2 separate regions of the Homo sapiens genome follow, and region 2 is linked to region 1. Evidence: chromatin loops called from intact Hi-C (ENCODE). Cell type or tissue: endothelial cell of umbilical vein. All regions are shown on one strand. Each heading gives the region's core, and the rest is flanking DNA. Links, peaks and the distances in the headings are about the cores only.

Region 1 (8,278 bases), core at 1,184-6,183:
AAAAAGTTCCACCATTCTCACATCTATTTCTGATTTTATATGCATCAACGCTTAACATGCTAAATGTTCTATTCTGGCAATTCATATTTCTGGGTGATAGTACCCGAATGCTTATTGCAACATCCATGAGAGGTGCCTCAGGAGGAAGTGTGATCAGATCTCCTGGGGCCATTTTTTTTCTGTGTCCTTTGAGATCAAAATTCAGAGAATAAAAGTGTTGTCACATTTTTAAAAATGTCTGTCATACAAGTTTTTGTTCAAGGTTCAATACAAGGAATATGGATTGAGAATTCCTTTTTCATATCCATGAACTAGGAAAATTGTGAAAGAAAAGTCCTTGAAACTCTGACAATGTCAAGTTTACTGAAACATCAAAAAGTACCACAATTTTATAGGCTGTCCTGCAGAAATTTATCTTTCTTGTGCTCCATAGGTTTCTTTAAGGTGAAGACTCTCTTTTATTTAAACATTTCCTAGAAACTGCTTTCTCAAGTGAAGATTAATCATTTGGTTTACAAAACAAGAGCCAGCCACATGTTATATGTTTCATCTCAGGCAATAAATTGTCTTTGTACCATATTTCTTGTCTCTTTCCATATAGTTTGTTGTGTCTTATACACAGACTCCTGAAAAATTCTTTCTACTTGTGTAGGAAATCCACGACTTTCTTCCTCTAAGGCATTGATGGTTTGGAGGGCAAAGGGAGTCCTTTCTCGGGGAAGGGGATTGTTCAGGGGCCGCATGGGTATAACAGAGTTGTATTTATGCTGCCTGTTAACGGAGTTCATTAGGGACGTATAGAACTGGAAATTACACCAAGTATCTCTTAAAAAGTTTTCAGTCAGTAATAAGATTGTCCATGCAGACCCATTTACAGCATCATCTAAATTCTGTAAATGCTGTCTGCCACATGGCATCTCAGCAAAGATTATTCCGGGTTTGATACCAAAGTCATCTTGTAGCAGATTCTGGACTCTGAGGGCTTCATCTGTGTCATCTTCTGCATGCAATATCACAAATTTGAGGAACACCTCTTCTTCAGCTTCTTCTTCAAACATCTCTTCCACGCTCTGAGCTCCCTCCTGCTTTCCTGTTGGCCCCTCTGTTGTATTGCTGTGCTCAGCAACATTACACAAGGATAGATCTTCAGACTTCTTGGAATCTGACTCATGATATCCTGGACTTGTATCCACACTGTGCCTTTTACCCCAAGAGAGAGAAAGAGGGCAGGAATTTATTTTAGACTTCCCGATACCCATTATAAATATCCAAGGCAGAAGAGGAAAACTTTATGTATTTCTCAGCATTTCTTTTCAATCTAAAAGAAGTAACAAAACAGAAGAATATTATAAATTTAATCAAAACATTAAAAATGGAAACTTTCATTCAAACTGAAAAGCTCAAAAAGATTATAATAGACAGATCCAAATACATAAACGACAAACAGATAATTGGGAAGCTAAACTACTAATCTTTTGTGAGCTTTACAAGGGCTATCACAGGCAGCGAAGGGAACATTAAATAAAGGGTCCAGTTTAATATAATAGGAGACATTCGGAAAATGTAAATGGTGTTATATTAGCACTACAAACCTCCAGATTGAAATAAATTACGTTGGTATTTTTGTGATAGGTACCATACCGCTTTATCTTTTCATGCAGTTTAAATCTAATTTCTCCATTATCAAATTACCATGTAGACTAGAAACAGGAAAATATAAAGAAACTGAATATTCAATTAAGCATAAATATATTTCTGTATCAAGCACAAACAAAATAGAACACAAATATCCTAACAATGACTGGCAGCATCTCTACTGACAGCATAAACAGAAGATCTGAAATGTCAAGTGAAATGATGTCCAGGATTTACTGGTTCGGAGCTTTTTTTTGTTTGTCTGGAGTCAGGCATTGTGGTGATGGTGAATCTAATGGAGAATAAATTATAATAAGAGTGTGTGAAAAGTAAGAAATATCTTTTTCCAACGAATCCTGTAACTACTGAAGAAAATATATTTATTCACCTAAGGAAAAATTAACATCTCAGTTTGGAAATGAACTCTAGAAACAAAGACTTGAGACTTTCTCCAGTGAAATCAACAAAGAATGATTATAGTCTAGATTCATTCTTGTTTTTGTTGTTATTTATTTATTCATTTATTTATTTATTTATTTTTTGAGACAAGGTCTGGCTCTGTTGCCCAGGATGGAGTGCAGTGGTGTGATCTCAACTCACTGCAATCTCTGCCTCTCAGGCTCAAGCCATACTCCCACCTCAGCTTCTGGAGTAGCTGGGACTACAGGTACATGCCACACACCTGGCTAATTTTTTTTTTTTTTGGTTTTTTTTTTTTTTTGGTAGAGATGGGGTTTCATATGTTGCCCAGGCTGGTCTCGAACTCCTGGGCTCAAGCAATCCTCCCGCCTCAGCCTCTCAAAGCTCTGGGATTACAGGTATGAGCTACCACGTCTGGCCTAGACTCATTCTTTTATTTAAAAAAATTCTAAATTCAGAGTGGAAGAACTAGATCAACTGTGAAAGAAAAGTATACCATGTGAATCTAATTTAAATAAGTCTTCAGAAAACATTGGCAATATTCCTAATAAAATCCCCCAGACAGGCAGTTTCAAGGGGAATTCTTTTATTAAAAGACAGAACATTTAGAATATATAAATACAGGTTTCATACTTTCAAATGTGAGCCACAGACTATATTCCAGAGCATTTCTACTTGTTCTTTATGGGCAAAGGCCATACCTCAAGAAGAAATTATAACATTCATAACAACATAAGTAACATGGCTACATATGCCTACATAATTCAGGTTTAGAAGAAACTGTTCAACAAAAGTGGTGAAAACTGTCATGGGAACAAAAACCAAGGAAAAAAACAGAGAATTTCATTCAATGTATGTGAGTAAAAATGTTTGCAGCTGCCTCTGACTAGTGAGGAAACTGCTGACCACTCCGTCATTCACTCTGTCTGTACTTTAGGTTCTCGCTCCACGGTATATTGTGCTAGTTACCAAGAGGTATTCTAAGGCATAATAACTCTAAAATGTGACATATATCCATCCAAAATAATAAAACCAAATTAATTTGGACTCTCTTCATTGATTAGGATTCACTGCTGACTTTTGTTACTGCATCGTAAAAAAAAAGGGTTTTGCTATGCAAAGTTGCAGAAAGAAGTTTCCCCTGAATGAGAAAACAATAGTTAAACCATCCAGAGGCATCTATTTACTGTCAATTAAAATGATCTACACTTATCACTGAATTCAACACCATTATCTTAGTCACTAGCCGGTAAGACAAGTGCTTTGAAGGAATATAACAGCTATTTATAAAGAATATGAAAAACTTCTAGGGTAAGATAGTGTGTCAAGGCAGATCACAAAATCTTTTAAAATAAAAACAAAGAATTACAACTTCGACTTATTTTTCTTAAATACCAGTTAGCAAAAAAGAGCAAAAGACTTCAGAAATCTATGATGTGTTCCAACTTCCAAGCAGTGTCACCCACCTAATCAGACCGAGAGAAAAAAACTAGTGGCAATGTCTATAAAACTTTACCATCATCTTCTAATCTGGAGGGAGGGAGTAAGGAGACTGCCAAGGGAACAAGCTGTGGAAAGTTGTGCTGTTCCCACCACCACTGTGACTCAGACATGGAGAGATGGTCAGGATTCCTTAGTGCACTGTGGTTCCCAGGGCTGGGAGGAAGTGAGAGGACACGACTGTGCTTCACTGTTGGCCAGTTAACTCCATCAGTAAAAAGGGCTCTACTGGAACAAAGGAAAGGCATGGCGTGGTGAAGGAAATCTGGGGAAGGTTGGCCAAAGGAATCCTGGAAAGCCTCCTTTAAAGTTCTCCTCCTCCATCAGAACAATGAACACCAGGCTTAAAAAATTTAGGTTTCACCTCCTTGCTTCAGCTAAATGGAAGGAGAGTGAGGGTGCCACTTGGGAGACGCATGTGAGACCACTGTTCATAAAAATTAAAATGTGTATGTATATACATTTTCATTTACTTTTTTTAAAAAAAGGTGGTGGTGTGTCTCCATCCATCCTGTTACTTATTCCCATGGTCTCCTGCTGGTGACCACTTTTATCAGTTTCTCCTGCATCTTTCCACTGTTTCTCTATGAATATATATTCTTATTTTTCTTTCCTTTTTTCAAAAATGTCCCAAAATTCAAACAAGGATATTTTGAAAGAATATTCTTGTTATTCTTTCCTTTTCAAAAAAAGTATCATTATTCATATGTATACATGACATATAAATCCCAAACAGCAGTGGATAAACATTAGTATACATTGCTTTTTCCCTTTATATCTTCAGAGCTTTCCGTAACAGCGCATAGAGAACTTCTTCTTATTTACAACTACATAATCATGCAGCATGTGGCTATCCCATAATCATTCCCTGTTCTTGGATATGTGAGTTGTTTCCAGTCTACTACTAGGACAAACTATGCTGCAATGGATAATTCTGTACAAAAAGCATTTCATATGTGTGCAAGTTTATCTATAGAACAATTCCCCCAATGGGATTTCCATTTGTAACAGTGATTCATTTGGTCAAATTGCTCTCCGTAGGGCTGAGCCTTTTTTAAAAAAACTTATAACTTGATAGAATGACACCCCAACTCTATCCCTTGCCCCAGAAAAGACATAAGAGAAAAACTACCAATTACTGTTGACCAAAGCCCAACAGAGTGAATCATATCCATCCCCTCAGGCAACAGAAATGTGAAGAAACATAATCAATCCAAATGGTACCCTTAAACTAAAGTTCTGAAGGGAAGATCAATAGGCCTGAGATAAGAAGGAAGGAGAGTCCAGAATTTATCCACTTCATATCTATGCAAAAGAGGACCCCAGTAGAATTCTCTATATTAAACAGAAGAGGAATGAAAAAAACAACATGGCAAATATGCTATGGTGAATATGTAAAATATTACAGGAAATATAAAAGAATATAAAGGAGAATCATAGCGTACAAAAACAGATTTAAAATTCCATTTCATGAAGACTATGCACTCTGGAATCAGACTGCCTGAGTGTAAATCTCCTTCCTGCTATAAAATAACTGTGATTTTGTACAACTTAATCAATATATTTGTGCTTTTATTTCATTATCTGTAAAATAATTATAGTCCCTATCCTTAGGGGTTTTATGAAGATCAAAATGGCTTAGGATGGTGCTGGGCACATAGTAAGTACTCAATAAACATTAGCAGCTATTATTGCTATTAAATACATAACAAAGAAGCTAAAACATTTATACAACAAATGTTTATATTTTAGGGTGGTGCTAGTCAAAGCGTAGTCCATGAACAAGATGCCAGTCTCTGAACTGTTTCTTACCAGTCAATGAGGAGATAAGCAGATTGTGCCAGGATGTAAATCAACTACATCAGTAGGTATGCTGTTTAGCCAGCTGACATTTTTTTCCTAGCAAGACACTCTCAAAGCAGGAAGCAGCATGGTTTACATTCTGGTGCATGCTTCTTAGATTATCATGGACAAGCAGTTTGAATAACCTTGCTCTAGGAGGTACTAAAAAGAATATGCAATCAATGAAACAAAAATAGCAAAGATGAGATAAATTAACAGAATTAGATAAAAAGGGAGGCTATAGACAAATCAAGGATCCAAACACTATAAGGAAAATATAGAAACCGCAAAGGAGTGCCGTGGGGCTGGAGGGAGCCAAGGGTAGCCTAGAAGGAGATAAGCGAGAGCAGAAGCCAGGGGAGGATTTTGAGCAGAGGAGTGACATGATCTGACTAGTTTTCACAGGATCACTTTGGTTGCTGCACTGAGAATAGAAGGCAGGAATAGAAGGCAGGAAGGGAAGGGTGGAAGCAGGAACACTAGTTAGGAGTCTGTTGCAGAAACCCAATAGTAAAATGATGATGGCTTGAACCAGGATGGTAGTAGTAAAAGTGGTGAGAAGTGGCTAAATTTGGGGCATATTTTGAAAGTAGAACTGAGAAGATTTGCTGATGATGTTGACTAGGCATTGAATATAGAGTCTGGAGTGTAGGAGAAAGGTTCCAGCAGGGAGATGCATATTTGGCCTTTATCTTTGTATAGATTGTATTTGAGAAAGACAATATGAGATCATTAAAGACTATACAGGATTTTAAGGAGGTGAGTATAGATAGAAAAAGAAAGGCTGAGCCCTATGGCACTCCAACATTATGAAGGTGGAGTTATTGTTGTCATTATTATTAAGATTAACTATTCCTACAGTGATTTTTTATTTGTGTTGTGTTACAAATGATTTTTGGATAGTTGATGATCTGTCTTTAGGCTAGATTTATGGCAATTTGTTAGTCACTTCTACCCATTACTGCTATGACAACATGCAATTCATAAATCATTAATGAAACCATTAATTAAGGTAGAGTGTTGGAAAAAAAAAAAAAAAAACAGAACAGAAAGAACTAGCAAAGGAGGCAGAAAAGGACTAGTCAGTAAGGTTGATGGGTTGATGGAAAACCAGAAGAGAGTGGTACCCCAGCTGCTAAGGAAAGAAAACAGTTCAAGAGAAAGACAGTGCTTAACCGACTTCAAATGCTTATATGACTGGTCAAGTAGGGTGACCGATGAATGTAGCAATATTAAAATTTTAACATATTTAAAGAAATTTCACCTAGTACTGAATCCTTCAGCCTTGGAGAGCCTTTTTCGTTCATATCTGAACAGCACCATCTTGTGGCAAATATATGTAAAATCAAGATTCCTGTGTTCAATAAGTTTTGTTGTTAATAAATGTTTGTTATTAATAAATATTTTGGTGGAAACTCATTCTGCAGCAAAACATGCTAGGTTTTAGAGATGTGAAGCCAGGATAATTAAACAAGACAATTAGGACTCACTGCACAGGTGCTTTATTCAGAATATCAGGTGCCATGAAAGCACTCAGGAGGGCCATCTGCAGCACGGGACGCTTCACCCTTGCAAGACAAAGACAGGTGGACATTTTCTAGGCAGTGGAAGCAGCACTTGAAAAAACACTGAGGTACCAGAGGGCAAAGACTGTATGTTAGAATCATTTTGCACCGGACATTTATGGCTCAAGTCCATGAAGGAGGAGGCAGAAGAGGAAGGGAAAGAAGTAAGAGCAGGGGAAAGGTAAAGTAGATTAAAAGAGGTTCCTTATAAGGAACCTAAGGTATTTTGCTCAGGACTTTGGCTTTCATCATGCTGGCAGACAGATAGCCCCTGGTAGGTGTTAAATGCGAGTGATCTGATCTGACTTGACACAGGTTAAAATAGTCCTAAAATTGTTGATGATGAATATTACAGATGATATGGTGACCTATGGGACTTTGAGTTGTACCTTTTAGAGAGAAGGTGAGTGCACTTTTGTTTATATGAAGGAGAGTTGTATTCTATTGGAAGATGGCATACCATTATAACTATTACTGTTGTCTGGAAGTTTAGGTTTGTAAAGAAACTAGGCTACAGGACTGGAAGATGCTAGACTGGGAGAACAATTAGTTAAGAGGCTGCTACAATAGTGTCGGTGAGAAAGCAGAGCCCCAAACAGATGAAGTGATAGTGGAGGTAATGGGGATGGCATAGAGGGAAGAGTCAGGGATGCCTCCCAAGCTTATGCTTTTTGTAACTTGGTGGGTGGTGGTGTCATTCACTGAGAAAAGCAATATAATCAGGATGGAGTGGGTTGGGGGTGACCAAGAAATCCAGTCTGGGACCTATGGAGCTTGGGTGCCCATGGCTTCCAAGAGTGATCCAGTAGGCACTTGCACATGTAGGTCTGGGGCATAAAAGAGCATCTTAGATTGGGGATACAAGTTAGTTGCTTGCTTAAATCATGTGAGTAACTGAGAATAGGTATTGAAAAGAGAGGAGAGAGAGAGCTAAAGACAGAACCAATGACTGAAGAGCATATGCAGGGTGAGGGGCCCATAACGGAACAGGAGTGGCCCAGGAACAGCATGAAAATCAGACACAGAATGGCATCTGAAAGCCAAGGGAGGAGAGGGCTTCAGCAGTGGTCAGCACCCACGGCTGCCAAGAAATCAGCATCCACTGCATTTAGCACCTTGACATTCAGAGGAAAAGGTTGGCTGAGAGGGAAAGGAGAGGCCAATACTCATAACTAAATGCAGGGTCAGGAGAGGCTTTCATTAAGAGAAGATACTTGGAATGCTTACGAACTGAAGGGAATTTGCTAGTAAAGAGGGTGAAATATACGTGTGGAAGCGTCTTAGAATTAAGGTCTTATCCTCTTGGGCACTGGGTA
Region 2 (8,278 bases), core at 1,789-6,788, 400 kb before region 1:
CCCGGCTTGCTAGGATCCGGGTGCAGCGGTCGGGGCTGCGCGATCTAACGGAACAAACGAGGGCGGCGGCGGCGGCAGCAGAGGCCGTGAAACCCTCACCAGGCGGAGCCGGGCGCGCGGAGGCCCCGCCTCCTCGGGGGTCGCGGCAGCGGTTCGGACCGCAGCGGAGACAAACAAACGCGCACACAAAGCGGGTCCGCACTCGGCTCAGCGCGGCCCCAGCTAGACATTCCCCGGCCTTTATCGCATGCCGGCAGGTTGGCCGTCCCCGGCTCTCGGCGCGAAGATCTGGAAAAAAGCCCCATCTCACTGTCTGGAGGTGCGAGGGCAGACAGAAACGAATACAGAGGAGGCGCAACAAAGGGGCTGGCTGCCAGCGCCGGAAAATAAATAAATAAATACATAAGTGAAGGCCAGGAAATGGCAACGGCGCATCTCAAGTCAGCCTTCCTGAAATCCAATAGGTAATAAAGACCAAGCCCCGCGCTTCGGAGATGAGAACAAATACAGGGATTGTATTTTAAACACTCTGTGTAAGGTCTGTTGTATCTCCATATCCTTTTGATACTCAACTTTCCTTTAACAACGACAACAAAAAAAAAAAAAAAAGAAAGAAAGAAAGAAAAAAAAAGAAGAGGAAAGAAAAGAAAAAAAATATTGCCAGCCAGGTTCCTGGACACTCTGACCGTTAGTTACCACAAGTCCACTTTTCTAATTATTTGTTTCGTTGGTTGAGTTAAAGCATTCAGTGCAGGCTTCTCACATTTCTATACTTCTTTTTATAACAGCAGCTTCCCTAGGAGGCTACAGCTGAAATGGCCTCAGACCATACCTGACAATCTTTGCTTCTCTTCAAAAGAAAACTTGGCTGAACAAAATCAGTCCCAGTCTATCACTCTGCTCTAAGGAGTCTTTGCGATTAAAGGCTTGATGTTTTTTCTTTAAAAAGAAAAGAAAAAAGCTGCCAGCAATAATTAGATTAGACACGAATAAGATTTACTACAAAGTTCGTGAAACTACTTTCCTTAAGCAAGTTGGCAGAGTTTGCGTTGCGCTCAGCACCAGTGGGCAGGGTGGTGTGTCGAAATGACCTATTTTACAGGTGTAAAAGAGTTTTGCAGGCTTAATGAGACGTGGGGGTTTTTCTTTTTTGCCTCTTCCTTTTGTCATTTTCTAATTTCTCCACTTTGGTCCAGAAATCCAGAAGCATACACATTTCTTTCTTTTTTCAGCACACCTCTCCGTAAAGCTCCAACAGTGTTGCTCTGTAACTGTTGTTCTACCAGAACTTTGCTTCTTCGGTGTGTTACTTTACTTTATGAGCTGGTGCTGAAAACCTCTTAGAACAAGCAGCAAAAGTTAACATGCTGATGTTCACAATTAGGGCTCTGTAGGAGGCAAGACACAATCATAATGCTTCTTGGATATACAGCTAGAAGCTTCTTGTCCCTCTTAAGTTCTGTAGAACTTCATGTATACTCTTTGCGTCCATAGGAAAACTAGTAGAATTCAACTAAGGTCTGTAGCATCCATAAATGGGTTCTTGCCTACTATTAGCAACACTTGATGGATTACCAGAAAGAGATATTGCTCTAAAAGTGAACATTTTTTCACACCCAGAATGGATTCTGGCACCTGATTAAAAACCACAGTGTTAGAGCTGAACAGCTAATCTTATGTCTGCATTACAAGCAGGAAGGAGGAAGGTAGAGACAAGAGCACACAAGACATTTGTTTCCCCTTAAAAAGCTTCCCCCAGCCCCATCCAGTGACCTCCACTTACACCTTTGTGAGAAATGGGTAATATGCATCCCCTAGCTCCAAGGAAGGCTGGGGAGGTGATTATTTTGTTCTGGGAACATTGCCACTCTAAACAAAATCAAGGATTTGTTAGTAAGGAAGAAGAGGAGACAGATATCGGGTAGAAAGTTGTTAGTTTCTATTAACCTTGAGTAAGTCCATTCAACTTTCAGAGCTTCAGTTTTCTCTTCTATAAAATGACTGGTGTTGACTAAATGGTCTCTAACCCCTTCCTGTTCTTAACCCTAAAATCTCTGATCTGAGGATCCCTTTGCCATCTGGCCGCATTAGCTGCCATTCTCCTCCCTGAAAAGATCGCTCTTAAAAAAGGGCTGTCCACCTGATCACTTGCTACTAGAAAATACTCCAGACAAAATATCCTTATCAGTTGCCTAGATTCCTACCCAAGACCAAGAAAGTGGTGGAGGCAAGAGTTTTAGAGAACATAAGTTGGGTCCTGAGCATTTATTTACACCAATGCCTGGTGGTATTTACCACTCTTTATTGTCGTTGTGTGAAGAACACTCTGGAGCATTAAAGACCTTTCAAAGAAGATAGGCATATAAAAATGAAGACCACATTGAAATTTCTTCTGAAATTCTATGCATGCACTCACTTCAAAGACACAGGGTCAAACTGTCAATAGGTACCAAATAAAAGTTGCTTTATTATGTCCCTTTCTTCTGAAAAAAAGATTAAAATCATATAAATTTAAAACTTCACTCCCTAAAAGAACCAAAATTAAGAAAAATGTTAATTCATATTTCTCTAAAAATAAGAATGAAATTAACATGACAGATGCTGCTTCACAGGGGACTTCCCCACCTAAGAGGAAGATATTTAATAGAGGGATTATATGATGTGTGAATTTTTCACACTGAGAAGACCAGCAATATTAAAGGGTCCCTTGCTGTGGAAAATCTGCTAATTGCCAACTTTCATCAAATGGAGAAAATTCTTCAACTGCTCTATTGCTATGCCAATTATTGAAATAAGTATTACATAGAGATTTACAACATTCTATTTTCTCCTTCTGATGGCAACCAGCATAATACATAATAGCTTGAACAAATAACATCAACAAAATACACAATCCAAGTTTTCTTTTTAATGGTGACACACAAATTGTATTTTTGAAGGTTTTGAATTTAAAATCTGTGAAGAATGTTCAGCTTTTTAAGAGTTAGAGACTGAAGAAACCTAAAATATCTTACTTTTAATAAACTCTCACATTTTCTTAGTTTTTATTTCAAAAATGTAAACCTAAAATTTGACTGATACCTGTATTCAAAAAGGTCATTTTAAAAAAAAAATCTTTTTTGAATAAGCTTTATTGAGGTACAATTTATATACCATAAAATTCACTAATTGTCAGTGTACTGCTTAGTTATTTTTATTAAATTATGGATTTGTAAAACCATCTCATAATCTGGTTTTACAATATTGGAATATTCATTTATTGAGATTTTCTTTAATTTTTCCAAGCAATGTTCTATCACTTTTAATGTTCAGATATTGTACTTATTGTATTACATATTGCAAGGTACTCCTTTTAATATTATTGTGAATAAAATTGATTTCTTGGTGTCATTTCTTGGATTGTTAATTACTGTTATATAGAAACACAACTGATTTTTGCATAAGGTTGTGTTTTACAATGGGGCAAAATTCACTTATCAATTCCAGATTTTATTTTCAGATTCCTTATAATATCATCTGTAATTAAAGACAATTTTATTTCTTCCTTTCCAATCTGTATGCCTTTATTTTTCTGCCTTATTACTCTGGTTAGAACCTCCAGTAGAACCTCCATTGAATGCATGCAGCAAGTGTGGGCATCCTTGCCTTATTCCCAATCTTGGGGAAAAAGCATTCATTCTTTCACCATTAAGTACTGATTGGTTTGGCTACATTCCATGACTTTTGATTTTTTTAAAATTAAGTTAGAAATATTTTTAAAATTTCCTATTGTGATTTTTTTGACCCATGGGTTATTTACAAATGTGTTAATTTCCAAATTATTTCAAATTTCCAAATAGTTTAGATTTTCTATTTTTCTGTGTGTTGATTTCTAATCCAATTCTGTTTTGAGCAAAGATCATCCTTTGAATGATTTTAATGTTTTTAAATATATTCAGGCTTTTTAATAGTCTAATGTGGAAGTCAGCAACTTTTTCTTAAAGGGTAAGATATTAATGAACATTTTAGACTTGAAGCCATATAATTTCTGTTACTACTTGGCTTAGTACGTGTTGCTACAAAAGATTAGCCTGGGACTGGATAATTTATAAGGAAAAGAGGTTTATTTGGTTCATGGTTCTGCAGACTTTACAGGAAGCATGGTGCCAGCATATGCTTCCAGTAAGGCTTCAAGAAGATTCCACTTATGGCAGAAGGTGAAGGGAAGCTGGCATGTCACATGGCAAGAGGGAGCAAGAAAGAAAGGAGGGGGGGGGTGTCATGCTCATTTTAACAATCCGTTCTCATGAGAACTAATAGAACAAGAACTTAACTCATTACCACGAGGACAGCACCAAGATACTCATGAAGGATCCACCTCCATTACCAGAATAGCTCCCACTGGACCCCACCTCCAACATTGGGGATCAAATTTTAACAGTAAATTTGGAGGGGACATATATCCAAACTATATCACTGCTCAACTCTGCTGTTACAGGATGAAAGGGACCATTGACAATAGGTCCACAAATAGGTACACAAATGAATGTGGACATGTTTCAATAAACATTTATTTATGAAAATAGGCAGCTGAATAAGCACATGAAAAGATGCTTGACGTTATTAGTCATTAGGAAAATGCAAATCAAAACCACAATAAGATACTACCTCATACTCACTAGAATGGCTAGAATCAAAAACAGAGAGAATAACAAGTATTAATGACAAAGTGGAGAAATTGGAATGCTCTTAGAATTCTTAGAACTTAGAATTACCATATGACTCAGCAATTCCACTCCTAGTTATATACCCAAACGACTTGATAACAGGGACTCAAACAGATACTGGTACACCAGGGCTCATTGCTACATTTTTCACAATAACCAAAAGGTAGAAACAACTCAAGTATCTGTCAATAGATGGATAAACAAAATATATATACATATAATGGAATTTTTTCAGCCATAACATGTAATGAACTTTTAACATTTGCTACAATATGGATGAACATTGAAAACATTATGCTAAGTGAAATAAGCCAGAAATAAAAGGATAAATATTATATAGTTTCACTTATATGAAATATCTAGAATAGACAAACTCATAGAGACAGAAAGTAGAGGGGCTGGAGAGAGTCTGGAATGGATTGTTTAATGGATAGAGTTTACATTGGGAGTGACGAAAAAGTTTTGGGTATAGATAGTGGTAATGATTGTACAACGTTTTGAATATAATTAATGTTACTCAGTTGAACACTTAAAAATGGTTTAAAAAAAACTAGGCAGCTGCCCCCTGGCCTGTAATTTACTAACCCATAGCCTAGAATATCACCTATTTTGGATGATATTCCATGTGTGCTTAAGAAGAGTGTATATTCTCCTGGTTATTGGATGAAGTATTCTACAAATGTCAGGTAAAGTTGATTATTTCTCTCTCTCTCTCTCTCTCTCTTTTTTTTTTTTTTTTTTTTTTTTTGGTGACAGGGTCTTGCTCTATTGCCCAGGTTGAGTGTGGTGGTGCAATAACAGCTTACTGCAACCTCCACTTCCTGGGCTCAAGCCATCCTCCCACCTCAGCTTCCTGAGTAGCTGGGACTACAGGTGCATGCCACTACATCCAGCTAGTTTTTCTTTCTTTTTTTTTTTTTTTTTTTTTTTGTAGACATAGGGGGTCTCACTATATTGCTTAGGCTGGTCTTGAACTCCTGGGCTCAAGCAATCCTCCAGCCTTGGCCTCCCAAAGTGCTGGGATCACAGGCATGAGCCTCCATGCCCAGCCTTAACAGTGTGTTTTCTCCAGAAATTTATTACACACAATCTTTGGCCTAAAGAGAGCAACAAAATTCCTTGGGATTGTTTGTGTCACAACAAAGGATCACTCCTTGTCTTAGAGTTGCTCAAATGGTAGAATTAGAACAGTGTGCACATATCCTAAAGCTATCCTCATTCTCAGGGGATGATATTTCTCTAGCAAGCAAGACTTTGCCCAGGAACAAGCCTAGGATGGCCAGCCCAGGCTATCACAGGAGCCAGTGGCCTCCTAAGACATGCTGTTGAGCACATGGCCTTCATGTCCCTCTGTGCCTGAATCTCAACTAGATCTACGGAATCGCAATGTGCCAATATTATTCATTCATTAAATAGTCCATTAAATATAAGTCACCACCTACTGTGTGCCTGGCAGTGTCTGGCAATGGAGATTCAGCAGTAAACAAAATAAACGAGACTTTTAAAATACAGATGTCCTTTTAATACCATGCTGTGTTTTGAAAGCTTTTATTTTGTATGGGGCTTTTTGATGCTACGGCAATATGATCTTGGTAGGTAGGGCAGAACCTTTATTTCCCTGCAGGGTACACAGTGAAATGATACACCATTTCTTTCCTAGGAAATGAGATATGTGGAGATCATCAGTTAGTTTGTCATTAGATATGGTAGAACCATATTGGATAACCAGTGTTCTCTTAACTAAGGTCCTGACTAGCTATTCACCCACTCCCTCCCCCCACTTCTCTCTCCATCAACCCCCACACTTTCACATTAGGTCAAAAATTCTTTGGGCGATGACAACTTCTATAGGTACAAGGAAAGTAGGGTTAAGAGAGAAATCTGCCTCTGATCAATACAGCTGCAGCATCATCATAAATAATTTAACCACTTACTCTGTTTTTAGTTTCTTTGATCTGCTTCTCTCATCTTGCCTGGTTGTGTTACTGCCACAAAAGTTTGCTCTTTGAGAGGATGAAGAACCTTCTAGTCATACCTCAGTCATCATCCTGGGGCAAAGGTCCACTTTGTATTACTCCTCCTGCCTCATGCCTCATAGCTAAGCATCAATGTTTTTTTACCATTCTGAAGGTTCCTGGGTGTTGCTTTGAAATGTTCTAAACCAGAAATAATGAGGTTTCTTATTAGGCTGACCCTAAGAGCTATCATCCTGTTGTTCTTTATTTATTTTAGAAGATTGCTTGTTATGTGGGTGTAGAGGGAGGCAAGCTAGAGAGAGGAAGAGGGATAATTTATAGGATCTCAGATTCAGTTCGAGTATTCCTTTTAGGGGCAGTGAGTGAGGAGATAGGGTATATTAGGAGGTAGTAATTAGTATAGTGTTGGCTACTGTCTGATGGACAAACATGTAGTTCATTGGCTCCAGCAAAATGATAAATCATATCGATTTTTCTATTTTGCCACTCACACATATTTTAAAAATCTTGTTGTGCCAGGGTTCCTCAATAAAAGGCACAGCTCTTATCTCCATTAAATTGAAATTTAAAATGTTAATAACACCAATATATGCTACCGACTTATTGATTAAACTGAGTATTTGGTAGAGCTTGAGCACTGTTGTTCTAGCTCTACCAAAAAGAGGAAAATATCTGGGAAGAAATTCACAGAATAGAAAAAAAGTGCTAAGAAAGGATTCTATACACATCACACCATAAAAATAACATTGACTTTGAGAAGCAGGAAGGACAAGTTCTTGGCAGAGAGGCTGGCATCTTTTCATCTGTCCCTAAATTACACACTGATCAGCCAATGCAAGGTGGGGAGCTATGATTTTTTTTTTTTTTTTTTTGAGATGGAGTCTCACTGTGTCACCTGGGCTGGAGTGCAGTGATGCGAACTCGGCTCACTGCAACCTCTGCCTCCCAGGTTCAAGCGATTCTCCTGCCTCAGCCTCCTGAGTAGCTGGGATCACAGGTGCATGCCACCACGCCTGGCTAATTTTTGTATTTTTACAAAAAATATATCTATTTCAGCATTTCACCAGCTTGCTAGGGGAGAACTTTGTGTTTCACAAGGCATTTGTTTACTCTTGAAAAGGAAAATTGTTGACATTTTCCTTCCAATATGCTTATCTTTAAAGATTTATAATATAAAATATTCTCTGTGTGATACATATTTATTTGAACTATTTGAATTTCCTATAATTCCAAAAGGAATTTTACCTTTCTTTTTCAGTATTCTATTAAGACAAATTTGGTTTACCCTTATGAAAAGAAACACTTTTTATTTAACTGTAAAAGTACTCATTGAGTAAGAGTAACAAGCTTTAAATAATTTGTTACATATTATCCCATTTTTTGGTTAATAATGAAACAAAAATGACTATCAAATATTAAGTGTTAATATCTAACACATATTTGAGTCCAAAAAGTGTTTACTCAATGAATAAATGAACAAATGAATAAATATACTTACTTTACAATGGGAGAAACTGAGGTCAAAAGAAAAGTATTAGCCACAATCTAGTATACTATAATCCAACTAAAAACTATCTAACTATCTAATTCAAGTAT

What was found. Hi-C counts contacts between places; a loop is a spot of excess contacts. Peaks named below come from ENCODE experiments on the same cell type or tissue, not always from the same donor. Only the 100,000 strongest peaks of a DNase experiment are listed, where the experiment ranks them.
Region 2: it touches region 1 in a loop (2.2-fold over the local background); 1 of 110 quality-filtered maps calls a loop at or near these places.

What each region holds. Positions count from the first base shown.
Region 1 is chr5:115,579,998-115,588,275 of GRCh38, forward strand. It overlaps TMED7-TICAM2 (TMED7-TICAM2 readthrough), which reads right to left. Exons shown (of 4, transcript NM_001164469.4): 4 at 1-1,318. The coding sequence ends at 1,318. TICAM2 (TIR domain containing adaptor molecule 2) reads right to left here. Exons shown (of 2, transcript NM_021649.7): 2 at 1-1,318. The coding sequence starts at 1,259. The coding sequence ends at 552. Among named protein-coding and RNA genes, the nearest start is that of TICAM2-AS1, 18 kb to the right of the region's middle. In endothelial cell of umbilical vein, for the core only: no CTCF peak of the experiment used is centred there; a DNase peak (open chromatin) is centred at 3,674.
Region 2 is chr5:115,180,241-115,188,518 of GRCh38, forward strand. It overlaps a transcript of TRIM36 not described here. Among named protein-coding and RNA genes, the nearest start is that of TRIM36, 14 kb to the left of the region's middle. In endothelial cell of umbilical vein, for the core only: no CTCF peak of the experiment used is centred there; no DNase peak of the experiment used is centred there; H3K27me3 peaks cover 808 bases.